Regions from separate parts of the Mus musculus genome. Here regions 1, 3 and 4 are each linked to region 2. The links are chromatin loops, found by intact Hi-C in ENCODE. Cell type or tissue: left cerebral cortex. All regions are shown on one strand.

The links. Peaks named below come from ENCODE experiments on the same cell type or tissue, not always from the same donor. Only the 100,000 strongest peaks of a DNase experiment are listed, where the experiment ranks them.
Region 1: a loop joins it to region 2, with 5 times the contacts of the local background. A loop is called at or near these places in 5 of 42 quality-filtered maps.
Region 3: it touches region 2 in a loop (4-fold over the local background); 5 of 42 quality-filtered maps call a loop at or near these places.
Region 4: a loop joins it to region 2, with 2.7 times the contacts of the local background. A loop is called at or near these places in 2 of 42 quality-filtered maps.

The regions. Positions count from the first base shown.
Region 1 is chrX:157,304,512-157,312,511 of GRCm38, forward strand. Phex (phosphate regulating endopeptidase homolog, X-linked) reads right to left here. Exons shown (of 22, transcript NM_011077.2): 12 at 6,358-6,459. Among named protein-coding and RNA genes, the nearest start is that of Gm25795, 8.9 kb to the left of the region's middle. In left cerebral cortex, a CTCF peak has its summit at 3,040 (motif pointing left); DNase peaks (open chromatin) are centred at 1,138, 1,566, 2,744, 3,042 and 2 more places.
Region 2 is chrX:155,620,091-155,628,090 of GRCm38, forward strand. It overlaps Ptchd1 (patched domain containing 1), which reads right to left and starts at 3,237. Exons shown (of 3, transcript NM_001093750.1): 1 at 2,870-3,237. The coding sequence starts at 3,220. Gm15155 (a long non-coding RNA gene) reads left to right here and starts at 4,446. Exons shown (of 4, transcript XR_387096.4): 1 at 4,446-4,825. In left cerebral cortex, a CTCF peak has its summit at 4,611; DNase peaks (open chromatin) are centred at 395, 1,218, 1,466, 2,419 and 6 more places; H3K4me3 peaks cover 5,087 bases; H3K27ac peaks cover 2,445 bases.
Region 3 is chrX:157,449,913-157,457,912 of GRCm38, forward strand. Sms (spermine synthase) reads right to left here. Exons shown (of 11, transcript NM_009214.4): 8 at 6,082-6,196; 9 at 4,922-5,001. Among named protein-coding and RNA genes, the nearest start is that of Gm24281, 23 kb to the left of the region's middle. In left cerebral cortex, a CTCF peak has its summit at 4,746 (motif pointing left); DNase peaks (open chromatin) are centred at 1,997 and 4,721.
Region 4 is chrX:155,428,900-155,436,899 of GRCm38, forward strand. No RefSeq gene overlaps it. Among named protein-coding and RNA genes, the nearest start is that of Gm39545, 78 kb to the left of the region's middle. In left cerebral cortex, a CTCF peak has its summit at 4,170; DNase peaks (open chromatin) are centred at 4,166 and 4,315.

The sequences.
Region 1 (8,000 bases), 1.7 Mb after region 2:
CTCCAAAAGGTCATGTAGCACCCAAGAGGTAAAAAATGGCTTACAATACAGTCAGCCTCCATATATCTCTCCTCCATACTGTCCTTCCTTTGGACAGCACTGAGCTGAGGAGATATAAGGAAGACGAACATCACCTTCACCTGGATGACTGTGAGACAAAAACTTGAAGATACCTAAACAGGGGTGGAGAGACAGTGGCTGTAAGCTCAGTACTAGAAGCCAGAGCAAGGTCACAGTTTGCACGCTCTTTGTCCCTGAAGAATACTCAGAGTAGATGCAGGAAGCAGAATGACTGCATTCTTCGACATTCTGCAAAGACACTGAAAGCTATAACAAATAGGGGCATGAGGTATCCTGGCTGAAGCCTTTCCTCTCCTCTCCAAACCTATTCCAATGGAAACTGTGTAGTGCAGCAGGAGTAAACATACCAAGGGAGAGGAGCACTGCTGGGAGCACTTGTTCCAAGTACCAAGTGATGGGGAGCTCAGAAGAAGCCTCACCTATAAGCTAACAAGGTCATGACAAAGGAAGAGAGGAAGGGGCAGGATTAGCACCCTGAGAGACAGCCTGCCTCCGCTCCTAAAGTTTCACTTCCTAGGCCCCCAGGACCACTTCATGACTCTCTATTAAATAACCCTCCCCCACCAGCACAGCCTCCGTAGCATCCCTGTGTCACCCTAGGTATGTGAAAGCACGTGAAGAAAAGGAACTGCAGCTGATCACCCCCTCCCTTCCAGAATCTGCAGCTCCCAGCCCATTTCCTGGCACATTCTTGGTGTGCTACAAATGCTTGTGGCATTGAGTTTGCTGAGAGGATGCTGGTAACCCGACTCAATGAAATGCACTATTGTCTTAAAGGCAGGGAAGCATGAGAAAAGGACCTAACGCAGAGGTTGTGTCCTCATTAGTGGTCTCCTTAGGGACAGAGCTAGAGACTAGGATTAAAGCACACGGTGTTTGAAAGGGGTGGGGGGTGGTCAAAGAAAGAGGTCTTCAAAAGCAAGAAGGGAAAGGAAGGCAGGCAGCAAAGGGCATTTTTGCCAGAAAGCTCAAGCCCACGGGGTAAGCTCCCAGGAACATTTATAGGGCATGTGAGAGGCAGGAGAAAGAAGGGCAGGCACTAGCCGCCTTCCAACAATTGTTGGCTAAGGGCCAGTGAGGAAGGATGATGGCATGGTGAGTCTTTTGGATGCAGTGCCACTCACAGTAGACTCCATAGGGACAAGAAAGACTTTGGGCAGAATGAAGGGGCAGGCAGTTAGAAGTCAGACAGGGATGCAGTGAAGAAGTAAGGACTCACCCCACCCCTGATCTTGAAGCAGGTGTGAGGAAATGTGCCCTATTCACAAGCTCCTAAGTGCCTCAGGTGGAAAAGCACACCCTCAGAAACATGGGCTCCGAGGGTGGTAGTCAGGGTCCTAACTGGTCAGTACAGACTGTATGCTATGCACACTGCAGTGCCTGGGATTAGCAGAGTTTAGTGATAAAGGCAGAGAGGTGAGGTGCACTTTGCTTTGCTCTCTGCAGTGGAAATCTTCCTACCTCACTCGAAGCCTGTGCGTGGGAGTCGTATGCCTAAGGAGTTGGGAACATGCAGCCAACTTCTCTGTACCTGCTGTGGCCAAGGCCACAGCTACTCCCTCATGCCACCCTCAGGACACTGCCTCCCCAGGTCTTCCGTGCTGGTATTTCTTTTCTCTGGGCATGGGCTGACAAGCTTCGACCCCAGATGCAAAGCGCACAAGGAAACAGTTCAGAGGTGGTCCAGCACTGAGCTAGGTGATTAATTCAGCTGGGGAACAAGTCTGAGCCACTCTCAGGAAGCTGCTCCTCACATCTGACTCAGAACTGGCCAGGGAGACCAAAGGCAGCCTGAGTCTCTTCCATAGTGACCTTGGGGGGACTCCTCCTCTGTTCCGGACACTGTAAATCCTCCAGAAGACACCCCAAATCACCCAATTATCACTATATGCCTATTCAAAGGCTCTATTAACCAGAAAAACAGCAGGCATCCTTGTTCTTTGCTGAAAGAAAAAGACAAAAAGTGACAAAGACGATACTGGAAGGGTTTGGAGGAAGGAAAAGGAAGGGAGAAATGATGTAATTATATTATAACCTCAAAAAATATTTTTAAAGAGCACATGCTTGCAGGAAATGCAGAATCTTAAATAAAAATGGGTGCTTATTTCCCAATATTAAATTTCCACTTGAAATCAACACGGTGAGTTTCAAAACACAAAAGTACCAATGACCTCTCTCCAGGGAGGAGCAGGAAAAGGCAGGGAGACAGAGATAACAAATTTACCCTTCAAGGAAGCAGAGACATCCTCATTTATCTTTTACAGTGATCACTCCTAGCAAAGAGGACAACAAAGCCCATTCACACACTTCTGTTTTGAGACAGGGTCACTGTCACAAAAACCAAGAGGTAAGGCCCTCAGACCACTGCGAATATGAGTCTCCCTATCACTCAGTTTGGTAGTTTTGGTCACAAAAGAAAGCTGAGGTCAACACATCTTAGGTGGCACTTTAATTAGCTGCAGTCCGGAGCTTCATGGTGAGAGAAAGAAAAGCTTTAAGCCCCTCACAAATCAGAACATTTTTTTTTCCAGCTTTCCCAATGGGTAGCCAAGTGACTCAGCATCAGCCCAGTGTGGGCACTATTATTGATGAGAAATCTTCCGCCTGGGTGATATACTGCGTACAGCACATGTCCAAAAAACAGTGCCAAGTCATACCAGGAAGAGAAGGCAAATTATTCACCTCCACTTCAAATGCAGGCAAATCCTCTCTTAATGCAGCAGCTTCTCCATATCAGAAAGACAAAGCAGGGAGATAGAGATTTCCATCTAAGACTCAAGGAATTATTAGGCAGAGCCTCTTCTTTCTTGTTGACTATTAAAAAGGCAATCAAATTGAGGAAAGCAAAAGGGAAAAGGGGGTGGGGGGGGGCTCAAAAACCATCCCAGAGTGAAAAGCCACACAAAAGGCTGCAGTTTCTCTCTCCTTTGTTAGTACTGTGAGCTCCACCTAGAGGTCATTTTTAAAATCGCGAGTTAATTCAAGTTAGGAGAAGAAAATCTTTGTATTCTGGGGTTTAGGGCTAGCAGTGACTGGGAGAACTGCTGGAGATCCTTGGACAACACCCCATTTCTTATCTTGCATTACTGGGACTTCTCTGAACCTTAATATACAATACCTCCTAGGGGAGCCTAATGAGATCCAGAAGGACGACTGCCTTTGATGTTTGTGCCTGTCAGAGCTGCTACTGGAGTTCCTGGCAGATTGAACTCAGCTCAAAGAAAGCAGAGTGTTCAAAGAATACTTTTAGAAGGAAAAAGTGACAGTTCTAGTTGAAATGAAATAAAAGACTGGCGATCAACCCAGAGGGCCAACAGAAACATGTCTAATATTAGAAGGACTGAGAATAGTTTCCTTAAAGAAGGACTCATGGACCATTTGCTTAGAAGACCCAGCTACAAGACAATCTTTGCCTAACTGAATGTCAGCAAGCACTTGAAGTACTCTTAATTTCTATTTCTGAAAAGCTGACTACAAGCTTCCAAATATCCATAACTCACTCATTCATAGCTCTCTCTCTCTCTCTCTCTCTCTCTCTCTCTCTCTCTCTCTCTCTCTCCCTTCCTTCCTTCCTTCCTTCCATCTCTCTCCCTCTCTTCACACTAGTCATCCTATGAAATTGATAGTTTAGAACCTCAAGCTACAACAAAGAGCACCTAGTACACTGAGCATTCAACTGTTCAATGCAAGACACATCCTGCCCCACACATCAAAAGCTACCTTTTAAATTAACCAAGCCTTCAAGAAACAACAATGTGGTGTTGGTGCCAAGAGTTTCATCTACCATATGGAGAGTGTCTCACCACAACCCGTATGTTCCTACCTCCTCCAGCCTGTGGTGTACATGACCTAAAACAGCTTTGACAGATCTTGAATGGAGAAAAATAATTTAAAATTACTCATTGTCCTCTTCCAAGACCACCACCAATACTATTCAAGGTCTTTCTTCTTTGTAAATACTCATCTGCCTTTTCAATCCTGTTAACTAAAACATCTAAGATAAGGTATCTCAATCTCAAGAGTTACTACAAACAAGGTTCTACAAAAAACTTGTGCCAGAAGATAGGGGACTGCCCAGAAATTCTATTTCAACAAGGCTACAGTGAGAATCTCCTTGCTTCTTGACCCTAAGGCAAAATTACTGGTGTAAGGAATGACTCAAAGCAGTGTGTCTAATGATAATATTAAGAGATGGGTATGAATACAGATATACAAAGAATGCTATACAAAGAATTAACCAAATCAGGAGCTGGTTCTTTGAGAAAATTCAACAAGATAGATAAGCCCTTAGCCAGACTAACCAGAGGGCACAGAGAGAGTATCCAAATTAATAAAATCAGAAATGAAAAGGGAGAAATATCAATGAAATATATCTCAAAATAGTTATTCTGTCCGGAAATATTATTGATAATTTTTCTCACTGTGCTTGAAATTAGCAGGCGGATTTCTGAGTCCGAGGCTAGCCTGGTCTATAAAGTGAGTTCCAGGACAGCCAGGGCTATACAAAGAAACCCTGTCTCAAAAACCAAAAAAAAAGAATATGAATATGAATATAAAAGTTGAACAATTTTAATGTATTATTTGATTCTCAAAATATTAAATATTATTAATATGTTTGATGTATAAAATGTATTTAAATAATCAAAATCTTTTAAAAAATTAATACAGATATGGATGCTTGCAGCTAACCATGGAATTGAGCACAGGGACCCCAATGGAGGAGTTAGGGGAAGAACTGAAGAAGCTGAAGCGGCCTTATCTGGCATCAATGGGAGGGGAGGCCCTTGGTCCTGTGAAGGTTTGATGCCCCAGTGTAGGAGAATGCCAGGAGGGGGAGGAAGGAGGGGGTGGGTGGATGGGGAAACACTCTCATATAAGCAGGGGGAGGGGAGATGGAATAGGGGGGGTTGCAAAGGGGAAACCAGGAAAGGAGATAACATTTGAAATGTAAATGAATAAAATATCCAAATTAAAAAAATATATATATCACACAGATGGTGCACAGAAAAAAAGAAAAGCAATGTAGCTATATGCATGACTATAGCTTGAGGAAGAAAAACACTATATTAAATCAACATCCTTTCAAAGAGCCATCACCAAGTAAATTGTCTTTTAAATTATGGAAGTATACACTTTTACTGAAATATTTCTGGATTTTAAATTTGTGCTAAATTTCAAATGTTCCAGATATTTCTACTTTGGTTTCTTATTTTAAAAATGTCAACTCTGAAATATGTAAAAAATCATCTCTGGGAGTTATACCTACACTAGGGGATGTTTAAAAACATGCTTTTGGATACAAAATAAAGTATTAGAATTTAAAAAGAGAGGGAGAGAGACAGAGATGTGTATGGCTAAAATCACAAGTATATAGACTTCTGATTTAAAGTAGTCTTTGCCAGTAAGGTGCCCAGCATGCTCTTGCATGTCCATGTCCCATTGATGACTGCTATCATCAGAAAGATTTCAAAACTTTGTCTACAAAGAAGTGTTCCTAATTTTAGAGTCTCTCAGTTACAGAGTAGAATCTCGGGCGAAATGGTAAAGGCATGCTCTGGCCCTGCCCATTTGAGTTTCAGCTCCAGAAGAATATCTCCAACTCAAGGTGGACCCCCTCATTTATTTGTAGACGATATAGCTATGCAGAATTGCCCTGTTTATTCCTGTATTTTGCTGCATACCATCAGAGAATTTTTACCAAGTGTCTATAGTACCTGCCATGGTCTATCACTCATGCATACCTTATAAGCATGCCCTTTGGGCCATTTGTGGAACACGCTGGCTTAGGAAGTAGATGTGTGCTTTACTACAGGAAAATATTTGCCTCAGGACATTTGCACACATCATGCACAAATGGAGAAGACACATGGACAATATGGGTTTTTTTTTCCTTTGCAACTTGAGGGCCCTTCTGCCAGCTGCTTCCCGTGGCTCCCCACTGCTCGACATTCTGCCATATCCAATGATGGTTTATAGCAAAATTCACTAGGCAGAAAGCCATGTGGCTTTTACAGGCTGCAATTAGGAGTAAAACAAAGGCTGAATTACATGGCATTTGAAAATGCAGTTAGGGAAAGAATAAGTCAGATCTTATTTTCTGTTACCTCCTGGTGATGAAATCTATGTGTTCATCCAAAAGCACACACCTACCTCTGGGGTCATTTGGAAACAACAGCTCAGTCAATAAAAATAAATAAATAAACTGTACAGTCAACATCGAGCATGAAAATCCATTAAACAGTGGGTTTTTTTTTCTTCCATCCAAAGAAGTCCTACCTTTTCTTGAGCTTTCCTTTTTGTCCCTGCATCCATCCATTCATTTTCTTTCTCCAGCATGTCAATGAAGGCCCAGCGAACACCCTCAATCAATTCTTCCATCTATTAGAAAATACCCAAAGAAGCAGCGTCAAAGCCAGAAACTTCAGCCCAGGTTTCCTTGACCTGAATCAGGTTACAAGAAAATTACTTCAAGGTTCAAAATGGGGGGGGGCAGTGTTTCTTTCAGTTCAATTTCATGCTCTGACATTATTTTGGGAGGGGGGGGGCTCTGTAAACAGATGATGCAAGGTGGTGACAGTACAAGTTCCATAATTTAATAAGAGCTGAGGAGTGTAGCTCAATGAAAAAGTGTATGCCTAACAAGTGCAAGGCCCTGGGTTCTATCCCTAGTTCCAACACACCACACTTGCACACACACACACACACAGAGAGAGAGAGAGAGAGAGAGAGAGAGAGAGAGAGAGAGACAGAGAGACAGAGAGACAGAGAGACAGAGAGACAGAGAGACAGAGACAGAGACAGACAGAGACAGAGACAGAGTTTATCAGAACCAGAGAGTGCCAGGCAAAAGCACAGTCTGTGATTTTTCAGATAGACATTGCCAAAAAAAGCGAGCAACAGTTGAAAGAAGTGTTGTTTAAAAAGAGAATCATGCTGGGATATACAGCACCTCAAAGGACATCATGCCAACATGAATCAGATTTATGTGAAGACCCCCAAATCTCTCTAAATTCAGGGCCAGTAGTGAAACCAAATGCTTAGTTATCATCTATTCCCTTCCTACTGCTCTCTCTCCTCCCTTGCAGCCCAGCAATGTCTTATTCAGATCTAGAATGCTGGGTACAGGCAGCATCTGTAGAATAGAAGTTTTCTGAAAGGCCTTTCCCCAGACATTAAAGAATGAGATCACATCCATGTTAAGAATATATTTTCTTTGCTGACAACCTCTGCTGGGCCATAACAGGGATGAGGAGACTGGGGAAAGAGAGCCGTTGCTGCAAGGGCACGAGGAAACCCTGCTGTGTTTGGATGCACACCTCAGAACCCTATTCACCTGCACATTGCCTTGACTGCCTTAATGGTATAGCCAAAAAAAAAAAAAAATCAAACGCTGGAGCCTGGTTCCAGGATTATCTTTACTTTTGAGATCATGAAGCTATAGGTCAATTGTTAATATTCTTTCCAAACACCCACTTTGTTCTATAAGGAATTGTCAGCATAAAACTCCCTCAAAATAATTTCTCTCTGTTTAATAAGTTTTCAGTTATGTTTTCAGTTCAATAACAGTTGTAAGGGAAGCAGAGCTGTAAATCAGTGGGCTAAGTTCCACCGTATGTAAATAAGAACAAACAGCAGATGGAGAAGGGGGAGCTTCACAGCTATTTCTTCCAATTTAGTAAAAACACTAAAAGAAAGAGAAAGCTCAAGTTGGGATCCAGGCGTGACAAGAACATGAAATGATGGAAGAAAAATAATCCCGTTAAAGTAATTAAGTCATAATTGCCACTGTCGTGTGCATATTGGAATCTCAAAGGAGTGCTTTTAAAGTCCTGATTTTAAAAGTGATTACAAATTAATAAATATATAATTTTCACACCCAGGCATTAGGACAGCAGTGACACCAGTCTAAAGTTCAGCCT
Region 2 (8,000 bases):
GTCAAATTATTTACTACAGGGTCACAGTAAAATAATCACATCACTTTCACAAATTTGAGAAAGCACCTTTGAACCAGGATCAATGTTATTTTCAAGCAGAATTTTTCCTGTTATTCTTTTAACTACATTTTAAAAGTCAACCTTTTTTTGTCATAACTACCTTTAGTCTGTAATTTTTTTTGTCAACAAGTAGCTGTTTTAATATATGAAGAACAGTATCCTTCATTGAATAGTATTATGCAAAGAAAAACATTACACTTGAATTGCCTTATGCAGTCCTACAAGTTGCTTCCTCCAGTTTGGCAGCACCCAGAAAACTCAAGCTCTGCTCAAGCTCTGCCCACTCATTTAACTTCAAATGAGATGCTATAAAATACCCAGGGGCTTTTAGTTGTAGTGTATAATGTTAAAAATCTGTAGTGTTGTCCTTGGTGCTAATAACAAAGTATTAGAATCACACTAGTAGTGGCAGTAACAGTAAGAATTTCATTCCCAATATCTTTTGCAAAGGACAAGTCATAATGTCTCTAAATGGAAAGGGGGGGGGAGCTCACTCCCACACTTTACATTACCATGACTACTGAAGAACCATTTTTTTTTCTATCCCCCTGCTCCTTACCTAACAAATCTAGGGGGTGAGTTGAGTGTATAAAGAATAAAATGGATACCCAATTTATAGATCAAAGGCATTTCCTATGTTTCATAAGTATGCATCACTATAAACTATAAACTATATGCACTGATTGAATAGAGAGCTGTCACTTCGAAATGATTTTCTGACCACTATTTGACTTTGATTTGTTTTTACCCATATACCCAAACCATGAAAAATCATCCCATTTTTTTTTGAAACAGTCCACTGACTTCAAGACTGTCCTTTGACATGTAGGCAGAGCCAGCTTCTTTCTCTCCAGTCCCAGCCTTTTTATAATATGCCCTCCCTTTTTTGTCTTGGACTGATTAAAACCAAACAGAAAAGAACATAATTGCAAAAATATCTGATTTGCCTGTTGATGTCTCATTAACCTTGACAGTGAATGTAACTAGTGACTGCCTGTCACAGTGGCATGATGGTGTGTTAGAGAGGGAGAAAAAAAGCCAATGGAAACATCTCAGAGGGAAAAATCCATGGATAAACAACTTAGTAGATCATCTACAAAACATGAAGCATTTCCAAATGCCCAGACTTGCTCCATTATACTTTCCTTAAGCCTGTGACAGTTCAACTACACACATTCTTGATAAAGCATTTCTAACAGTATTTATTTATCTGTATCTCAATAGATGCTCTGAAGTTTTGGGGGTGAAAACCCACTTTGATGTTGAAAAACAACCTCAGGGGGTGGGGTGGGGAGCATTTCAAGACTAATGTTGATAAGGTTCTGCCATAAGTGAATATGTCTAGTGATTTGTGTGCCGTTAAAAAAAAAATACCACAAGCCACTCAATGTGAAAATGTTCTAATTCCAGTCAGTCCCCAGCCAGATTCCTCCTTTACTAATTGCTGGTGGATAGTATGTCAACAAACAGAGAGGGAAACAATAGAGGAAAACGAGCTTCTATCTAGGGACACAGGGTTACCTGGAGAGGAAGAGACAGAGTAAAGAATTTCCCAGGTTCTCTAGTAGATTCCCTTTGGGAAAAGGAGGAATCTAACCTTCCACCAGACCCAGAGACCCCACAGGAAATCAGCACTTTCCATTTCTTCAGCATCTCAGCTGGGACTGGGTCCTGCCCCACCCCCTCCCCAGCAGAAGCTGAAGTAAACAAACCCCATAGTCTCCACCTAGATTCACTCTCCCTTTTCATTTATTTTTTCTTTTTTTTTTTTTCCTCCTATGATCTCTTCACTTTTCCATTTCCAGTCCTCACTCCTTGGCTTTTCTTAGGAACTTCTTGAAAGTTATCACCTTTAACCTCACTTTTCACAGCAAATTCCCACCTCGGGCTGATGGCACAAGTGGGCAAGTGGTTTCTGTTCTGTGTTCCTGAGATCTTCTTGGGGTCACATCCTGGCTCCTAATCTCCGGGCTTTGGATCTGCCCTTCAACCACGCGTTCAAAAAAAGAAAAAAAGAAAAAAGAAAAAAAAAGAAACAATAAAAGTATATCAACCTGTTCTGTCTTTCCCCAAAGAAGTTGCGTTTAAGTGGATTGAAAGTACTGTGAAAGATGAAATAACTGTGAGTTACAAGCACCATTTCCTACTCTCAAACACAGACATGGCTACCTTGATCCTGGAAGAGTGGTCTGGTGGCCGCCCCGGTCCTCATCAGGAACCGCACTTTGGTTGGGGGTGGGTGGGTGTTATTTTCCTCACCATGCCAACTCACAGTCCTCTGTCCCTTACCTACTACCCACAGCAACCTATCCAAAAACAATTCGGGTGCAGCGACTAGAGGAAAAGAGAAGAAAAAAAACGGGAACAGAGAATGGTGTCTTTGAACCTCACCTCCCTCCTCCTGAATAGTATTCTATTCTCAAGTAGCGGGACTTTCTTGAATGTATTCTCTTGTTCCGCTTCTTCTTGGCCCAGTTAACCTAAAGCCTCCCTGCCCCCAAGCCCACTGCGACCAAAACAAGCGCACTAAAGCACCGTAGTCGCCGCCGCCCCAACTGTTGCAGCAGCTGCGGGGTTACGGCAGAGGCGGGGAGGGCAGGGCCCAGCCAGGACCCGGACCTGAACGTTTCCTGCCTCCGAGACTCTGAGACTCTAGGTTGCTGCCTAGGGGCGCGCAGTGCAGAGGAGCCCCCGTGGGAGCCACTGCCCGGGACACTAGAGGTGGCTTCTGAGCCGGGACCCCGCGCGGAACCAGCACAGCCAGAGCAGCCGCGGCGCCAGGGGCTGCCAGAACCCGCCCTGGTCTCACCTTTAAGATCAGGTCCGTGTGATGTTGGTCTAGCATGTTGGCTTTCTGGTAGGAGGTGACAATGACCCGGCCGTAGCGCCCAGGGGTCTGCAGGTCCGAGTAGAGCCGGTGCTTGGAGCGGTTGACCGGGAAGAGGCTGTTGACTAGGTTGCGCTCGATCTTGGCTAGGCTGTGCTGGGGCGCCAGCAGGTGCTCCACGCTCTCTTCGACCTGGTAGCGGCTGAAGCTGGCGCCGAGCAGGATGGAGATGAGCACCGGCGCCGAAGCAAAGAAGACCGGGTGACTGGCAATGAAGTGGCCAAGCCGGGAGAAACACGTCCTCAAGCCCCTGTGCAGAACCTGCCGCAGCATCCTAGAGCAGAGCGGGCGCGGGAGGAGGGCGAGGCGCACGCTCGGCGCGGGCTCGGGCGACGGCGGCGGCGGCGGCGGCGGTGGTGGTGGTGGTGGTGGTGGCGCCCGCAGCGGCGGCGGCGACGGCGGCGGCGGCGGAGGCAAGACCCTGAGCTCTCCTGGAGCCGCGGCACCACCATCGGGGAGTCCCGCGCCGCGCCTCGGGAGGGACCCCTCCGGCTGGAGACACGCCCTCCTGCCCGCTGCCGCGCCTGCCCGGAGAGCCCCCCAGCTTGGCGGCCTCCGCGCCGCCCCCACCCCGCCCTACCCGGGGCGACCTCCCCACCCCCCGCCGGCTCCCAGCCTGGGGGGCGACACGCGACACTGCCGCGTTCCCGCTCAGAGCGGGCGGGGCTGGGAGCGGCCCCCGCGGCTCCTCATGACCCCACTCACCGGATCCCCGAAGCCAACGACGGGATGGCGCGGAGAGCGGTGGTGGTGGTGGCGCTAGCGCCAGAAGACTCTGCGCGCCAGCCTGGAACACGAGGACAGAGAATTCCAGGCTACACCCAGTCCCCTCCTCTCAGTGTACTCCCCCTCCCTCAGCTTGGCCGGCCAAGCGGGCTCACCCCCTTCCCCTTCCCCTGGCCTCCTCTGGGGAGACTCAGAGATAAATAAAGAGATGTCCCGGATTTTTCAAACAAAATAAAGTATAAGAGTTCTCCCGTTAGGGGGTAGGGTGGGGGTGTCGGGCAGACCCGCTTTGAGCCAAGTCTCTTCAGACGCGGAAAGACGCAGGCTGAAGACTGCGTGCGCCCCGGCTCTTGCCAGGCTCAGGTGGTGGCGCGCACTGGCTATTACCGAGAGGGGGTGGGGAACCGAGACGCTCGAGCATGGAAATCACGCCTCCTCCCAAGTAAGAGCCTTTTAAGATCTCCCCAACACTGCAGCTCCAGGGGCACCACAGGGGACCTGTGTGCATTTGGAGGCTGTCCACCCCAAATGTGTTCTAGGACAATCTTCCTCCCAAGTCCCAATTTTAGGGTCGCTCCAGAGTGGATTGAACTGGGCAGTGGTGCAATCCCTTCACCACTCTCTCCACCCTGTCCCCCAATAAGAAAAGTGCTGATAATGACACTCGGTCAGTCCATGGAACTGTCTGTCTCCAGGCTCCTCTTTTCCCTCCCTGCCTTTTTTTTCCTCCTCCTTCTCCTCCTCCTCTCTCTGTCGTCATTGGCAGGTCTGGGGGATCTGGTGCGGTGGAGCTGGTGCGGGCCCCCCTGCGGGTGTAGACTGGGAAATGCTGGTCGGGGAGTCAGTACTTAACCCCCTTCTCTCACTCCACCTGCTCCTCCTCCACGCGCGACAGTGTGCGAGTACGGGGACCCTTATATCAGAACAAGAGATGTACTGGTCTCTGAGTATGTCGAGCCGCAGGGGGCGCGGGGGAGCCAGAGGGGCTCTGAAGGCTTGGCAAAGTTGGGCTTGTGCGTGTGTGCGCCAGCCATAGCTAGCAGGCAGCCACTGTGGTTCCCCCTCGCACTTCCCCTCGGGAGATTTCCCGAGAAGGCGGACGCTGGCTTCGGCCTGGGACAGACCTGCGGCGGCGGGAACGGCCACGCACAGGTACAATTTAGCGCGTTTATTTGCGCGCTCCGAGCCCCGGGGTCCGTCCATTGGAATGCAGACAGAGTGGGATCCACGGAGTCTGGGTCACTGATGCTCCCCGTCCTGCCAGGTTGGGGTGGGAACCAGAGCACAAAGAAGGGTCCTCAGGTTCACAGCTCCAACAGCTTAGTCAGCCCACTCCACACCGCTGGTCTGTTTGCTCGACCTCTAAGTACCAAGGGTCAAATGGGAAGTGGCTGTGGCAGTAGGAGCGGTCCCTTGAGTGTGCCACACAACTGAGCATGGACATGCATATTAATCAAAGCAGAAAGAAGAGGGAAGAGTGGGGGAGGAAGAGGAGGAGGAGGAGGAGGAGGAGGAGGAGGAGGAGGAGGAGGAGGAGGAGGAGGAGGAGGAGGAGGGAGTTAGGGAGAGATGCAGACTGAGCCAGAGATAGAGAGAGCCAGAGAGCCAGACACAGACACTTCAAGACAGCTCAGCAGGAGTGGGAAAAAGCACCTGAAAGAGGCATTTTCCTAAAATCCCTGTCCCCTAGACTCCCCAACACCCTCTACTTCTCAAACTGAACTTGAGAACTTGTGCATTGGAGACAAAAAAGTCCTGGACCTTGAAATCCTTTTTTTTTTTCTTCTTCTTTTTTTCTTGTTCCTTTCCCTATATCACATCTATGTTCCTTCAGCAATGGCTACAACTGCTGATCTGTCCACTCTGGGGACACACTTGTCCAGTTCAGCCCGAGATTGTTTCCTAGGTTCTTCCACCTGTCTCTTGCTGATTTTCTCTTTGCCTGTCCCCGCTTTTCGCCACCCAGCTTTCTTTCCCAAGGCTCCTCGGGACACCCAAGCCCCAAAGCTTCTAGCCAACATCCGCCTTTCACTCTATATTGCCCTTCTTAGGAAGGATTTACGGAGCCGGCTAGAAATTCCCCTGCCACATTCCATTTGTGCCCTTCCCCCAGCATCTTAATTTCAGCTCCCTGAGATGCTGCTGCTCTGCAGCGCTTTGCTGATTCACGATGATCGCGGAGCAAAAAGCCTCATTGACTTGTGCCCCTGCAAGCGCTGAGGTAGCACAAGTTCCTGCAAGGGCATGGGTGTTGGGAACCCCCTCCCCCGCCCCCTCACACTGCTGAGGTGCTAAAACGCAGGGTGGCTGCCCTGAGTAGCTCTTAGTTCTGTGAAAAAGAGAGAAGAGTGCACTAGGTGGGAGTGGCAGCAGGAATATTAGGAACCCAGCTCATTTCCACTAAACTAATTCCAGTTGGTGGGTGGGCACCTGTCAAGAGACCTAACATCTGTCTTTGTTACATATACACTGGTGCTGTATACCGCTGGAACAAAAGTAGGAGAACAGAAATCAAGTCTACTCGGGAAGCTTTAACATTTGGGAGAAGCTCTTATCATTTTGAAATCTTTGTCTTTCCAAATAGTTCCCTCACAACCTTGCTTAGCACTCATCCCATTTGTCTTTGGTTTGTTTGTTTGTTTGTTTTAATGTCAACCTGTATGCAGACTAAAGAACCAGTGCTCTCTCTGCAGTGCCTAGGCTGAATATTAGAGCAGGAGACACTGCAATGCCCAGCTGTCCTGGGTGGGATAGATCAGTTTCTTTGAGACCAAGACATTGCCATCTCACTCTTCCAACTCTTCTTGTCTAGCCCAAGGGCGAACTTCTACCTTTCCTGCTTTGATGCAGAGATAAAGCTTCCTGATACTGAATCTTCAGCTATCTTTTACTATTTAGACAATACAGTTAGTATTGTCTAAATCAAGCTAAAAGAGATGTGAAGGGGAAAGAGGAAAGGAGAAACGCAGGAGAGGAGAAAGTGTGCCTTTCTCTCCGTGTGTGTGTGTGTGTGTGTGTGTGTGTGTGTGTGTGTGTGTGTGTTGTGCACTGTTTATCTACACTTAGCCTTCTAGGGAAGCATTGCTATTTCTAAAGATTTTGGTTTGTATTTGGGACAGTAACACTGGGAACCGAGCTTCTATCACCATTCATAGATGATTTCTTTATTTGATTAAGTATTGGTGCACATTAATGTACAATTTAGAAAATAATAAAAGAAGGAAAACACCTTTTTGCCACTGCCTTTGAAGGTAACCTCTGTTAAAAATTACTTGCTACATAAACACAATAGTGAAGTAAGTCTGTAGCATTTATAGCTATGGAGCTGAAACCTGCTCCACTCCTTACTACTGCCCATTTATTAGGTGAATAAACTTATCCTTTATTTCAGTTCTCTTTTCTGGGAAGTGGGAATAATAATAGAATATACTCCATGGAGTTCCTGCAATAATTTAAGTAGTTTAGAAGGATATAAAGTGTTTAATATAGTACTTAAAATATCACAAACACCCAAGAAATGATAACAATTATAATTAAAGTTTTTTTGTGTGGGTGTGTGTGAGAGAGGAGAAAGAAAATCACTCTCTGATTCTAGGAACTGTCCTAGTGTTTACAGATGGCCTTGATGTTGATAAGAGCTGGTCTGGTACTACCATCTAAGCTTTGGTGTTCTCTTTGTGAACATAAACCATTTCCCAAAACACAAATGTCAAATAAGAGCATTGTGTAACTGGAATGGATTAAGACCAAATGAGGACAACTCCATAATCATGTCTGAACACAGACAAAACATGAATCGTGTCTAGCCCACAATAAGTGAGCAAAAAGGACATTAGTCTAGTTAATCAAATTGACTATTGTGGTCTTTCAAAAACAAATCAGTTAAACTATTATCCTAACCCCTCTCCAGATAAAGGCTAATTAAAACGCCCACTCAAGAAACTATTCCTGCACGATGACTGACCTAAACTGTCAAACCATATAATGAACATCTATTTTCTATGTAATACTTTCTTATTGAATTGTCCCTTAGATCTCCATAATAAAATGCAGCCTGTAGTAGTGTAGTCCTGGTGGTGTTTGGCATTGAAATATATGCATATTGTTTATATGTTCCTTTTAAACATTAAGGATAGCAAGTATGGGTCATTATTTTTCTATTAAAAGCATGAACATTTCCTCATGTCAATTAATATTGCTAAAAAGATCCTAATAATGCTATAGAATTCCTTCATCTAACTAAATTTTATGAGAAGAGTTTAAAACAATTCTGTTATAAATAACACTAAATGGAAGATCTGAAGATTGTGTTCATAATGTATAATCT
Region 3 (8,000 bases), 1.8 Mb after region 2:
ATGACAGCAAAGGGGCAGGAGAGACAACTCAGTGGTTAAGAACACACACCAGGGCTGGTGAGATGGCTCAGTGGGTAAGAGCACCCGACTGCTCTTCTGAAGGTCAGGAGTTCAAATCCCAGCAACCACATGGTGGCTCACAACCATCCGTAACGAGATCTGACTCCCTCTTCTGGAGTGTCTGAAGACAGCTACAGTGTACTTACAATAAATAAATAAATAAATAAATAAATAAATAAATGAATGAATGAATGAATGAATGAACACACACCAGGGGCTGGAGAGATGGCTTAGCGGTTAAGAGCAACTAGCTGCTCTTCCCTAGGTCCTGAATCAATTCCCAGCAAGCACATGGTGGCTCACAACCATCTGTAATGGGATCTGATGCCCTCTTCTGGTGTGTCTGAAGACAGCTACAGTGTACTCATATACATAAAATAAATAAAATTTAAAAATAAAAAAGAACACACACAGGGAGTACAGAGACCTCGGAGTTCAGTTTTCCACATTCATATCAGGCAGCTCACAAATGCTTAACTCCAGCTCCAGGGAATTCAATATCCCCTTTTGCACTCCACAGGCACCCATACTCACAAACACCTAATAAAAAACAAAATTTTCAAATGATACTAATGGATTACTTCCAGAAAGCAGTAACTTTCAGTGTGGATTATACATGTCTAAAAAGTACTGATAACGAACAGTTCATTATTATGGGAATGGTCAAGAGTTTGCTTCATTTTTCACCGTAGTGTTACATGCCCATTTTTGTATGTAACAGACAGTAGGGGGATTTAAGAAGGGGATTAGAGACAGAAGGTAGGTGGTCAAGTCCCGGGACCTTACTTCTACTCTCAAAAATGCATACTCCGAAGTTCTGTGATATAACAAGGCTGTCTTCAAGCCCCCGGGGTGATACCAATGATGTCACAAATCTGCCACTGTGGCACAGCAATGTGTGGTGGGAACATTCAGTTTTTGCAAATCACCACATAACATCCTCATCCCATTATTAACCTTCTCTATTTTTCTGTTACACATTCCAGCCAAGGGCAGAAGAAGAAGGCAAGAATCAAGAGTTATCATGTCTCCAGGCAGTGATAAAACCATAGCCATAGTCTAAGGGTATAAACTATAAAAGGTCAGAGGTAGAATTCTTGTCTAGCGGGCAGGAAATCATCATAAGGAATGAATGAGCTCTTACTCTTGCCCCTCTCTCTTGCCTATTGCTCTCTTGCCTCTCCCTCTTGTGCAGCCTCTCTCCCCATTCCCTCCACCCTTTTCTCCATGTGGTCATGGCCTGCCTCTACTTCTCCAATCTCTCCCTCTTTTGCCTTTCTCTTAACTTCCCTCCCTGAATAAACTCTATACTAAAAAAAAAAAAAAAAAAAAGAATGAGTGGATGAATGAATGAATGAATGAATGAATAGTGGTGACTTATTTCCTGCAAGGCTTATGCTCCTTAGTCCATGTGAATTTCAGTGTGTGACACATATAGCCAAACACAAGACAAATCCCAAGGGTATCACAAAACAGTATCACTTTCTATATCCAATGAAAGCGAATTAGAAAACAGAATGTATGTCATTCTCAACAGTGATGTCTTCTGAATAATTGTTAGCAAAGAACATAGCCTTGAACTTGTGATCTAGAGGGTTAAGAAAGAAACAGTTCATAAAAGCACACTGTCAAAGTTTGAGTCATTAGTATTTGCACATGCTATACTCTTGTGGAACACTTCTATTAGTTGCCCACACTAACACACAAGTTCTCCATAGCAGGCAAAGAACAAAACTACTATACTTTCTTTCTAATGCCATCTCTCATCTACTCTAAACTGACTGGTTTACAGAGCATCCATATTTAAATCCCCTTGCGTCAACCTCCCACATAGTTGGGATTATAGGCAGATGTCATCATGCCCAGGTTTTTTTCAGTCTCTGTACTGAAACAGAAGAAGCTCTGTATTGAGTGAAGTCCTGGGTGAATGAGTACTGTTGACATGGGCATGCCTTGCTCCCATGGGAATGGAAAAGCCTTCCCCAGGCGAGATTCACAGAGATGGAAACATCTCCTTCAGGGGTCTGAGTGCTAGTGACTGATCCATGTATACAAAATTAGCAACAACTTCTTCCTCCCAGATGTCTGCAACCTACCAAGCAGAAACCTCCTTCCTATGTAGTCTAGCTAACTTCTCCCCGCTCTGCTGCACATAATAAAGCACGGTGAGGTTCCACATTAAGTGAACTTTGCCAGAATGCCCTCAGCCAGTCCTGGCAAGGCTCTATTTGGTTGTAGAGCCTCATATGCTTCCTCAATTAAACTGCATGAGACTTTCTTTTAGTTGTGGAAATTGAGGGGAACTTCTACAGTAAGTATGCTCCCCAAAGCCCAAGTCATTGAATCTGCACTGCCTTGTTTGAGCAGGTTCCACCATCAATATCCTATATAAAACAGAGGCCTGTAACCTCCTCTGTAGTGGGCCAGACAGACCACATTTTAGACAGCACAGACGGTGAGGCCTCCTCAGCAATCCTCACTGCTGCTGGAGCACAAAACAAACAGGCTGTTTATTAAGAAGTGACAAACAGAACAGGCACGCACACTTGGAACTGTGTGTATACCCTGCCTTAAGCTAGCAAGCATGCACAGGCTTTGCTCCCAGTGGGAAGAGGAGGAAAACAGGACAAGCTAGGCCTTTCAGTGTCTCGGTATTCTAACTTCTCTCCAGCAGCATTATTCTCAGATCCCATGAAATAGCCAGAATAAACTAGAGTGTGCAGATAAACACTTCCTCCGGAAAAAACCGACCGCTACCTCATCTAGATATTTAAATAGACCAATAATCAATAGAAGTTCATCGATAGGTTCTAAGTAACAGTTCAATAGGAAATTTCTGCCACGAAATTACACAGTATAGGGTTGACTATGCTAATGATTGTACAGTGTATATTTCAAAATGTTACAAGGAAGAAGTTGAGTGTTTTCTCCACAAACACACTGATATATACAGAAGAGGACATGTGTACTTAGCCTGATTAAACATTAGATAATATATACATGTAGGTAAACATCACATGGTAACTCTTTGATCATTTTTTATGTTTTAATAGATAAATAAAAAATTAAATGCAAGTTAAAAATGTATACTAGCCTAATTGATACATCTACAATACAGCTCCTGAACCTAAGATTCAGGGAATATTACAAAATGAAAGGTGTAGAAAGATTTTAAGAGACAGACAAAAATGTACTGTGACACAACTGTGTCACCCCTGATACCTTAGTAATGTGGCTGTTGAAACAACACCTGAATGACGATGGCACTAATAGACATGATAGTGGGAAAGGGGGAATCTCATGGGGCCCCAAATTCTAAACAAAGAACTAAGAAATAATGAAAGTGGAAAACAGTCTTACATAGGAAAGAGCACACCAATTATTTATGCAATAACAAACACTCAACCCTGAAAACATATATATGCAACTAGCATATAGACTGTTTATTTATGTGTATGTATGTAAGTGTGTTATCTCTATGTATATTAGATAAGTATGTATCTAACAACAAAGAGACCATGAACTTGAGGGAAAGCAAGTGAGGGAGGGGGGTGTACATGAGAGAAGTTGGAGGAAAGGAGTAATTATGTCCATTAAATTGTACCAGGGCTATAGAGATATCTGAGCAGTTCAAATCACTTGTTGCCCTTGCAGGAGAATGGAATTCAGTTCCCAGCACCCAGTACAGGAGCCTCACAAGCCCCTGGACCTGTGGCTCCAGGAGATCTGAAACCTCTGGCCTCTGCAGGCAACTGCACTCACATGTGCATACCCACAGAAACATCCACATAGAAAGAAAAGAAAAGAAGAGGGGAGGAGGGGAGGGGAGGGGAGGGGAGGGGAGGGGAGGAGCATGGACTATTTAGTAAAATTAAAACATACACTTTAATGGAATGAATTACTGAGAAATCAATATATAAAATTGGTTGTAAGATAAAGTCCTTTTAGGTCGTGGGGATTGTGGACACAGGACAGAGAACAGAAATCTGCTTATGATGGTCTGTAATCAAAATAGTAAACTTATTTCAGATTAAAAATGAGGGGAGGGCTAGAGTTTGTGTGTTCCTGAGGAATATTCTGAAGAAAACTCAGAAGAATTCAGAGACCAGAGAATAAGAGCTGAACATGGTCATTAATTAAGTATTTTTTGTACCAAGTAATGAGACTGGGTTAACAATTAGTAGGTCACTTTTTAGGAATAAATACAACTTTTTTGTTTTTGTTTTTTTTTTTTGTTTTGTTTTTTTGTTTGTTTGTTTTTTTGAGACAGGGTTTCTCTGTATGGCCCTGGCTGTCCTGGAACTCACTTTGTAGACCAGGCTGGCCTCGAACTCAGAAATCCACCTGCCTCTGCCTCCCCGAGTGCCGGGATTAAAGGCGTGCGCCACCACGCCCGGCTACAATATGCTTTGTAACTACCTATTATATAGAGCTACCAAAGACAAACTTATACCCTAAAAAATGAAAAGAACTATGAAGCAAAAATTTGCTTCTATGTGGTATCTGCAGCTCACATTAGTCTGATGTGGCAAGGCTGCTTCAAGAGTGTGCTGCTAAATGGGCTTTTCCCTAGAGATGAGCCTAATGAGTGAGGGGAAGGAAGGGAAAACAAAACCAAACCAAAACCAAACCAAAGCCAACAACAAACCACAGTCTGTGTCTCCACCTGCTGGTGCAGTCTCATACTGCAGCCAGGGCCAACAAAATCAGCATGATCTCAAAAGATGACAGAGCAGAAACCAACTACAATTCAAAGACGTTGTTCTTGCCATAGGTGAAATTCAAGAACATGCAGTCAAACATGCCAATATTGATTCTTATTGACAATCCAGGGAGAGAGGGTGGAGACTGACTGGTGTACCTGTGTGAAGTATTTTCCATCCTGTTTCAGAACCTTCATTGACAGGTCGAGAATCAGTCTGAGGAAATCCCATGTGGAATCTGGATGTGGAAAAGATTGTTTTATAAATATGATTTTCATGTATCAAATATCCACTCATAGTGATAAAAAAGAAGAGATCGAGTTGAAGACCATCTTTGGCTAAATAGTAGGTTTGAGGTCACCCTGCACTACATGAGACTTTAACTGAAAAAAATAATAAAATACAAAAAAATATCTAAAGAACCTTGAGCTTGAAAGGTTGTTCATGAATAATAATGTACAATCATATAGCTGGTTTGTACACACACCAATGCAAACACCAAGGTCAAAATCAAGTGCACATCTATTTAAAACTTATCACACCACCAATAAAGACTTAACATAGGAGCTGGGAGTGTAGCTCAGTGGTGAAAAGCTTGTTCATCTGCAGGAGATCCTGGGTTCCATCCCCAGTACTACTCACAGGTAAATAACAAAGACTGCTCACAAAGGAGGAGCTCAAATTCTTAAAAAATAAAAAATAAAAATAAAAAAGCCTGAGTGAGGAACAATCTAGCTTCAACCAATGCCAAAACTAAGAATGTCTTCAGACAGCTTTCAAATTCTATAACAGAATTACTGTAACCCACCTAACGTGGCCACCAATGCATGTGAAAAATCCTTGATTTGTGACTTTCTTTTGTTCTACAATTATAAAACCATGACACCGTTACCACACTGGAACACAGTCTTACACTAACCTGAATCCACATTCCCTGACCACAGCTGCTCATAGTTCATTCCAGAACAAACTCTTACACCTTTTGTAGGATAAGCTGTGTTTTGGCCTGGAGGGAGTGGCACTATTAGTAGGTGTGGCCTTGTTGTAGAAGCAGGCTTTGAGGCACCTACATATAAGCTGGGCACGGTAAGGCCCGTCTGCATTCCCAGCTATGGGGAAGTAGAGACAGTAATGCCTACTTGATTTAAGTTCTAGACTCAGTAGGAATCCCTTTCTCAAAAAATTAAGAGGGAATATAATTTAATGACATTCAATGTTGACCACTGGCCTCACATATGCACATGAATGTGCATACACACGTGTGCCCACATTCGAGCATGCACATATAAGAGTACTAAAAACATAGAACACAATCTACCTTCTTCTGGAGATGTAGAGATAGGGACAGCTGTCAAATCATTAATCACATAATCAAACTCTCTCCCTTCTTTGGCGTACATCTTCAGTACTGGGATACAGTCTTCTATAAGAACCTTTCAGAGAGAACAAGATCAGACACATGAGTCAACAGAAATGGGTATGTCATTAAGCACTTATAAAGGGAAAATGCAAGCTGGGCTTTAAATCCATAGAACCAGCCCATGAACAGAGATCTTCACCTCTGTTAATACCAAAAACTGTTTCAAAAACAAAAGGTCAGGCCGTGCAGTGATAGTGCATGAGTTTAATCCCAGCACTTGGGAGGCAGAGGCAGGCGGATTTCTGAATTTGAGGCCAGCCTGGTCTACAGAGTAAGTTCCAGGACAGCCAGGGCTATACAGAGAGATTGTGTCTTGAAAAACAAAAACAGGGGGCTGGTGAGATGGCTCAGTGGGTAAGAGCACCCGACTGCTCTTCCGAAGGTCCGAAGTTCAAATCCTAGCAACCACATGGTGGCTCACAACCACCCGTAATGAGATCTGATGCCCTCTTCTGGTTCATCTGAAGACAGCTACAGTGTACTTACATTAAATAAATAAATAAATAAATAAATAAATAAATAAATAAATAAATAAATAGAAAGAAAAACAAAAGAAGGAAAAGAAAAGAAAAGAAAAGAAAAGAAAAGAAAAGAAAAGAAAAGAAAAGAAAACCTAAGGTCAGGACTTGATACCAACACCATAGAAAAGTTCACCTGACACATCTGTTTCCTTTACTAAAATTGAAACCATGTACATCTGATCATGTACAGTAAATTACTCTATGTTCTACTCCTTGACTTTAATATTCCTTTATAAGCATAATCATATTAACTCCCCTCAGTTCCCAATTTAAAAAGGCTGTGTTTTTCTTTTCTATCTTCGTTTTTTGTACCTAGGGCTTGAGTTTACTGAACTTTCCCTTTCGTTGGTTTGTAGGGTTAGTTGACTTCGTTTTCAAGCAAGAGGATGGCCCAGTTAAGCCAGTTTTGCTTACTAGAGCTTTCCCCAAGTGAAATAAAATGCATATTGGATATGTTAAGAGTGTGTTGGAATACATACTATAAATTCAAGCTCCCAAACACAAATCTTATGTGTCTACACTCTGTGTCTGACTTCCTATTTGATTAGAGGGCCTGGAGCAAATTACCAATGAGAAGGAAAAGTCTCTCTCCACAATGACTACTGTGTGAATTTCTCTTGGCTACTTTTACACATTCATTCTAATAAAAGCAACTTTGAAAGCATTCGTTGGTCTCACTCCCTTGGGGTTCTGATGCCATTTAGAAGGAGGATAAATGAGAAGCCCCTGAAACTGTTCTGCTGTCACGCCTCTCCACCGACTAACGACATTTCCTGTCTCAGGAAAATCTTCCCATCGTGCACATCGGCCTCATCATACCTCTTGCTAAGTTTACTTCTAAGTACTTAGCGGACTACTTTGAGTGCGATTTCCTGTCACACGTCTCCCAATTTCCTTTCAAACTGTTCTGCATTTAACAGAGAGAAAAATTAATCTTTCCTAAATCACTCACAACTTTAATCACTGAGCCAATTTCTCAGAAATCACAGAGATCAGCATGGCAAATTTCTTGGACTTTTCTAACCATTTTTATCCCCTATAATTATTTCATTATTTTTATGACTTGCATCTTCCTATCTTACTATATTAGTGACTTCAAAATTAATGATAATCTCAGATACACAACACTCATAATTTGGTTCCTGCTTCCAATGAAAATGACTTTTTTCGACTTACTCCAATTTTTACTTTAGCATTTACTGTTAAAATTAAGTCTCTGATACTTTCTATTGTATTTTGGTAGATTACCTCTATTAGAATGTCTTTTGCTATGGGTACCCAAGTATATATGTGCAT
Region 4 (8,000 bases), 190 kb before region 2:
TTTTATTTGTGTTCAATTCAGGGCAGAATTACTAATTTGAGATATGTGATGTTCATAAGACTCGGGTTTCTGAGCAACCAGTGTTTCTGTGTTTTGAAGTGTACCTCTGAAACTCAATGCTCTCTGAAGGTGCTTTAACCCTAAGGAATGAAATAGCTCAGAACAAGATAATAAACCTTTGTCCTAAATCCAAACCATTTGCACATGAGTATTACATGTATATTATATGTAGTTAGGTTATGTTTGGAAGCATGTGTCTCAGATTTCAATAATCTTGCTCTATTTAATTACTGGAACTGATCCTTGCTAATCTGCTGCCTGGTGACTATAGATTTGTCCTCTGTTCGGCCTAAACCTGGGCTTCACAGGTCTTTCCTGACCCAGGAAGATACTATGTGCCAAATGCTAATCACTATAATGAACCCCCTGATTTTTGGAGTATATCTGAATAGAGCGATTTTTGGACTATGACATTTGGTCTATGCTGCCTATGCCTAGTTTGTCTTGCTTTTGGTATCTAGAAGGCTTTGTAGCTCATGTGAGACAATGTACATGCTTTATTCAACCCATAGTATTCCAAAGTTATCACTTTCCTTTGTTAATATCATACATACATTATTCTGTGACTAGGATAGTGCATCTCATGTTACAACACTTTGACAGCTCAAAGTTATTGATAGTGATAGAAAAAACACAAAATTTGAAAGTAAGTTCAATTGAAAACCACATTTTATTTTGTAGAGAAAAGGAAGGGAAACAAATAAACAAAAAAGCATAAAGCTTTAGGTGTAAAATTAAAATTCCATAACAATAGTTTGCAATAATTTTATTAAGTATAGTTAATATGTGAAACACAAATCTTAGACATAATCATCTTAATACAACTAAACTCAGATGCTCAAATTTCTAAGGCATTCTTATCTAGTGACAACATTTCCAATGATGTAGTAAGTCAGAAGTATATACATTTGAGTTTACTAAACATGTTTTCTTTTTTAATATTTTTATTAGGTATTTTCCTCATTTACATTTCCAATGCTATCCCAAAAGTACCCCATACCCTCACCCCCACTCCCCTACCCAACCACTCCCACTTTTTGGCCCTGGCATTCCCCTGTACTGGGGCATATAAAGTTTGCATGTCCAATGGGCCTCTCTTTCCAGTGATGGCTGACTAGGGCATCTTTTGATACATATGCAGCTAGAGCCAAGAGCTCCGGGGTACTGGTTAGTTCATAATGTTATTCCACCTATAGGGTTGCAGATTCCTTTATATCCTTGGGTACTTTCTCTAGCTCCTCCATGGGGGCCCTGTGTTCCATCCAATAGCTGACTGTGAGCATCCACTTCTGTGTTTGCTAGGCCCTGGCATTGTCTCACAAGAGACAGCTATATCAGGGTCCTTTCAGCAAAATCTTGCTAGTGTATGTAATGGTGTCAGTGTTTGGAAGCTGATTATGGGATGGATCCCTGGATATGGCAGTCTCTAGATGGTCCATTCTTTTGTCTCAGCTCCAAACTGTCTCTGTAACTCCTTCCATGGGTGTTTTGTTCCCAATTCTAAGAAGGGGCATAGTGTCCACACTTTGGTCTTCGTTCTTCTCGAGTTTCATGTGTTTTGCAAATTGTAACTAATATCTTGGGTATTCTAAGTTTCTGGGCTAATATCCACTTATCAGTGAGTACATATCATTTGAGTTATTTTGTGACTGGGTTACCTCACTCAGGATAATGCCCTCCAGGTCCAACCATTTGCCTAGGAATTTCATAAATTCATTCTTTTTAATAGCTGAGTAGTAGCTGGAGAAATGGCTCAGTGGGTAAGAACACTGACTGCTCTTCTGAAGGTCCCGAGTTCAAATCCCAGCAACCACATGGTGGCTCACAACCACCCATAATGAGATATGACACCCTCTACTGGTGCGTCTGAAGACAGCTACAGTGTACTCATGTATAATAATAAATAAATCTTTTAAAAAAATAGCTGAGTAGTACTCCATTGTGTAAATGTACCACGTTTTTTTGTATCCATTCATCTGTTGAGGGGCATCTGGGTTCTTTCCATCTTCTGGCTATTATAAATAAGGCTGCTATGAACATAGTGGAGCATGTGTCTTTCTAAAAATGTTTTCATAATGGAGAGTATTAGACATTAATATTTGCATGTCTTAGGGTTTCTATTGTTATAAAGAGACACCATAACCAAGGCAACTCTTATATAGGACAACATTTAATTGGGGATTGTTTACAGGTTCTGAGGTTCAATCCATTTTCATCAAGGCAGGAAGCCTGGCAGCATCAAGGCAGGCCTGGCACTGGAATAGCTGAGAGTTCTACATCTTGTTCTGAAGGCAACAAGGAGAAAACTGGTTTCTTGTACAGCTAGGAGGAAGGTCTCTCAAAGCCCACCCCTTCAATGATACACTTCCTCCAACAAGGCCACACCTCCTAATAGTGTCACTCTGTGCCAAACATATTCAAACCACCACAGCATATAAAATCTTTATTAATATATATTTATGCCCAATACCAATGTTAAGTAATTTGTTGGCAGTCTCCTAGGTGTAGGCAATAGAGCAGCAGATTAAAGTATAAAGATTATAATTTCTCCATTGTGTAAATGGTACATTTACACAATTGAGTACTACTCAGCTATTAAAAAGAATGAATTTATGAAATTCCTAGGCAAATGGATGGACCTGGAGGGCATCATCCTCAGTGAGGTAACCCAATCACAAAGGAACTCACACAATATGTACTCACTGATAAGTGGATATTAGCCCAGAAATTTAGGATACCCGAGATATAAGATACAATTTGCTAAACGCATGAAACTCAAGAAGAACGAAGACCAAAGTGTGGACACTTTGCCCCTTCTTAGAATGGGGAACAAAACACCCATGGAAGGAGTTGTAGAGACAAAGTTTGGAGCTGTGATAGAAAAGGATGGACCATCTAGAGACTGCCATATCCAGGGATCCATCCCATAATCAGCTTCCAAACGCTGACACCATTGCATACACTAGCAAGATTTTGCTGAAAGGACCCAGATATAGCTGTTTCTTGTGAGACTAGGCCGGGGCCTAGCAAATACAGAAGTGGATGCTCACAGTCAGCTATTGGATGGATCACAGGGTCCCCAATGGAGGAGCTAGAGAAAGTACCCAAGGAGCTAAAGGGATCTGCAACCCTATAGGTGGAACAACATTATGAACTAACCAGTACCCCGGAGCTCTTGACTCTAGCTGCATATGTATCAAAAGATGCCCTAGTCAGCCATCACTGGAAAGAGAGGCCCATTGGACATGCAAACTTTATATGCTCCAGTACAGGGGAATGCCAGGGCCAAAAAGTGGGAGTGGGTGGGTAGGGGAGTGGGGGTGAGGGTATGGGGTACTTTTGGGATAGCATTGGAAATGTCAATGAGGAAAATACGTAAAGATTAGAATTTCAGGTAACATTCTTGTGATAAAATCATGGCCTAAAGCTGAAGGATGTTAGCAGGTGGTGAAATAGTCATGGCACATATCGTTCCTGTCATCTTCTTAGCCAACACATTTGAGTGTGATATCATATAGTAATAATGTCTTAGTGTTTCATCAGTAGCACACCTTTCTCAAGAACAAGTAGTATACCCAGATTGAGGGGGATGATAGAGGAGATGGGGAAGAGAAGGCAACAAAAAACCACCAGTGTGACAAAAGACAGACATTCCATTAATCTTGAAATTCTAGAAAATAGAATCTCCTTCTGAAGGAGCAAGAAAGCTAGGGTGTTTATTTCTGATCTTCCATCACTCATTGGTTTGGGGCCCTGGGAACAAGGTTGATATTAAATCTGGTGTGCTATAAGCTTTGGGGTCTTTAGAAAGCCCTCAGATACAGGCATCTACCCTGTAAGTTAGAACAATGTGCACTGAGTTGGTGAGAACCGAAGTAAAAGAAGGCAGTGGCTGGCCTGTATAGCTATTGAGGGAGAATAGTATTTTTAATGTCAAAGGAAAGTGCTCTTGATATTTCAAAGTGGGAACTGAAGTATGCTGAGAGCAGATGGAAACAATGCTAAGACTGCATTATAGATGCAGTAATGCCTGAAAGCGAGGCAGAGTGGTTAGCTGGAACAGAACCGTTTCATACAGAGAAAGGAGAGGGTATCTTCCTAAGAAACACTAGATGGTGTTCTAATCTAACTAGGAGACAATCGACAACTAGCCTTTGATGCTGATTTATTATTACAGTTTAGCACGCAATTTTAAAGCAGTTGGGCTTCAATCAATCAAAAAGTATTTACTGAACTCCCATTAAATGCCAGACTTGGGACAGAAATAGAAGGTAAAATTGTATTAAAAAGAGAAAGACGGCAAAGCACAAAACGGCAGCTGCAGCTTTCCAATCTAAATCAGAGTGGATTTGTCCTTTCTTTGCAGAATTGTTAGGGAGAATCTGGGTAGCTGTAGAATTTTCTTGCATGGTGAAATAACTTTTTAATAATGGGATAATATTCACTATCTGTTTTTCATGATGATATGTAATGAATATTATATATCCATTTACTGACTGTGCTGACATTTGGCTATATGATGGGATTAAAACACATCACATTTTCTCTAGCATGATATTTGAATGCCCTTCTTAAATACATGTTTGTGTATTTCCTGCGTTAAATCCCTCTAGTTTTAATTATTCCAAATTTCTAGATTCACACTGAGTAGCTTTACACAGTCTTTAGTGAAGAACTTCTTAACTTTTACTCTGCACAGTAGGCTCCAGGGCATCTGGTTAAATCAGCTTGTCTGTTTGTTGGAAGATGCATCAATAAAGAAAATGGCATTTGTATATAATCAAGTATATTTTAGCCATAAGTAATGAAATTTGGTCATGTGTAGCAAAATTATAGAGTGAAGTAATTCAGGCTCACATGATGTCTCTCATTTGTGGATGATAGATTTTACATAGGTACATAAAATCAAATAGGAAATGAAAGTAGAATTTATTTATTTCAGGGAAAAGGAGACTAGTGGGAGGGAATAGGAGAGACAGGGGAAGAAAGAATTAGATCAAAATAAGTGATTTACTTAAATGAAAATACCATTATTAAACCCATTACTATAAACAATGAGCATATGCCAATAAAACAAGTAACCAAAAACCAAAGCCAAAACCAAAATCAAACAAACAAAAACAAGAAGAAAAAGTAAATTATGAATTAGTGGGTCTGAAGTGGGGCCAGAGATTTTGCATTTCCCAAACTTCCTCTACGCAACTGCTGTCTCTGCTCCACAGGCCAAATGTAGGTAAGGTTACTGAGGGTGTTTGTCCCTGGTTAGAAACATGCTTGCATTTTTAATTTCCTCGAAGAAAACTGTCTTGCTTTTGTGATTTTTCCCTTCATCTTCAATCTCGTTTATCTGGTCCCTACCATTCTTGTACAATTAGCTGTATATTTAATAGAGTGCTCACCTGATACATGTATATGACAAATGAGAGAAAGTTAAGTGTTACCCCATAAAATATGGATTTTTTTATACCTGTAGAGCTATTCTGTTCTTATATCCCATTTTTTTTTTTTTTGCTCAGGATACTGGTCTATAGGAACTTCATCAGAGAGACCCTGTTTTCATCTACTCATGGATGCTTTAGGAGAAGGTATGGAGGGTAGGGAAAGGGACAGACACACACACAAGGGGGAGGACAGGAGAAACAGAGAGACAGAGAAGTATTAGGTTACATATCTATGGTTTCCTTGGACAAGCTGAAGACATTTTCTTGTCAATTCTGTTTTCCTAAGTATCAACAATTTTCCTGTAAAGTTCTGTTTGGGTTTCTGGAAACTACTCCCTCCCTCTCTTTAGATCTAGTGGTTCATAACTGCTTCCGTATTACCTTGTTCCTCTTCATGTTGACCAGGGCTTTGAAAAGTTCCTTTGGAGAGTAAATGTTCCTTCTATTAACTTAATTTTAGTGTGCCCTGGCTAGAACACTTGGTTACCATTGATTTTGGAAATACAAACAGGTAAAATATGCTTGGACCATAGAAGGACAAACATAGTAGAACAGCTTAATACACTGTTCTTTTTATTGTGACAGCACAGCAATTTTAAGGACTGTAATATATTGATTATAGTTACCTAGCACAGCAAATATTTTCTGAAGCATATATTAAGTATGTCGATGTAGCCATTAAAATGTGCACACATTTCATAACACCATGCTATATACAACAAATTTATACAATTTTATTTGTCAAATAAATGAGACAGAGAACATGTGAAAAATTGTAAAATGGAACTTGAATCAAATAGAAAAAGCTCAATTTTGGCAAGTATTTAATTGCTTGACAATTCTCAGTACTCAGCAGCACTGCATGACTTTTTCAGGTCTTTTGGGGCAATGACTACCATTTGACTTAGGTCTTCATCACTTCTGTGGCATTTGAAATGTTCAGACAATTTTTTTGGTTTCTCTTTTTGTCTTCAGTCAGAGTCCAAGTTAGCTATAGCTACTAGCTTACTCAGGGATATTTCTTATACTGCTGGTCTGTATCCTCTTTACAAACGATGATAACACATAGCAGAAATAATAAATTTAATTTGAAAAAGGACAGTAGTAATTATATCTTTTGAATCAGTCTTTTATATGAACAGATTAATAGTGTCATTCTTTTATTAGGTTCCATTTAATATTTTGTGAATAAATTTTGAGACATAAAGGTATACAATCTAAGGTTTTTGTATAAAGAGCTCTCCTTTTAAAAATTATTTTCTTTTAAAATTCTCCTGTGTGTGTGTGTTTGTATATGTGTGTGTGTGTCTGTCTGTCAATATGTGCATGTATCCTTAGAGGTTCATAGGCACCATATCTCCCTGGAGTTACATATGGCTGTGAACTTCCAAACTTTGGAGGTAGGAGGCCTTTGCAAGAACAATGTGCTCTTAACCACTGAGTCATCTCTCCAGCTCCTGACAGAGCTTTCTAGTGGTCTGATTGGAGGGTATTTGTGTGTGTGTGTGTGTGTGTGTGTGTGTGTGTGTGTGTGTAATGTACCCATCATCTTATTTAATTTGAACTTATTTAAATATCAAAGGACTATGCATGCACTATTTGGACAGGAATATTCCAGGATGTTAAATGTTGTAGTATTTAATGTGGCAGAGATTTTCTTTTTGGATTTATTGATTCCTTCTTCATTAGACTTTTAACATTTGAAGCTGCAAACTCATTCCCATCTGAAACAAATGGTAATGGACTTTACCAGAATTTTATTACTATGATGGAGAAATTATTGTGGGGAATTTTTTTAATGGGAAAATTTCATGGCTTGTTTTCAGAGTTATTACTCAGAGAAACGGATATGTACTGAGATTTTATTTTTATTCTATAGTTATTATTACAATAGATGACAATGTGGTGATCTTCATTGCTCAACTGATAATGACTGGTAGAATTTTTCTCATTTGGGACAATTAAGAAGTCTAGTTGGAATTTTTGGGAAAATAACCATTGCTGGCTTAATTAGTTTCTTCTCTACTTGAGTCATTTATCTATTCATCATCTGTTGATTGGGAGCAAGTGTTATGCGTCTAGATTGAAGCATTGATGTTTCCTTGTAGAGCTGTTTTTAGGAGAATAGCACATCTATACTAGTGAATTGTAATCTACTTTAGCAATTGTAACACTATTAGGCATATGATATAGGGAAAGAGAGCCTTACTTCATTTTTGGACTGAAATTGGTTACAAAATGAGTAGGAAAGTTGTTGACATCTGACTGGGGTTTGTAGACTGAATTGAAGAAGAAAGATGGCAAGCACCGAAACTCTGAAAGACCTTATGATTTCTAACTAGGAAGACATTTTTTTTCTCCTGTGGACCTTAGAAAGCTTCAAGAAATTTTAACAAGGAAGAAGATATCAAGGTTCCATTTTGGAAAGACATTTTTGTAAAGATGTAAGGAGATGTATTTGAATGGAATGTGTGAGGTGGCAAGTATGGGGAGGAACTA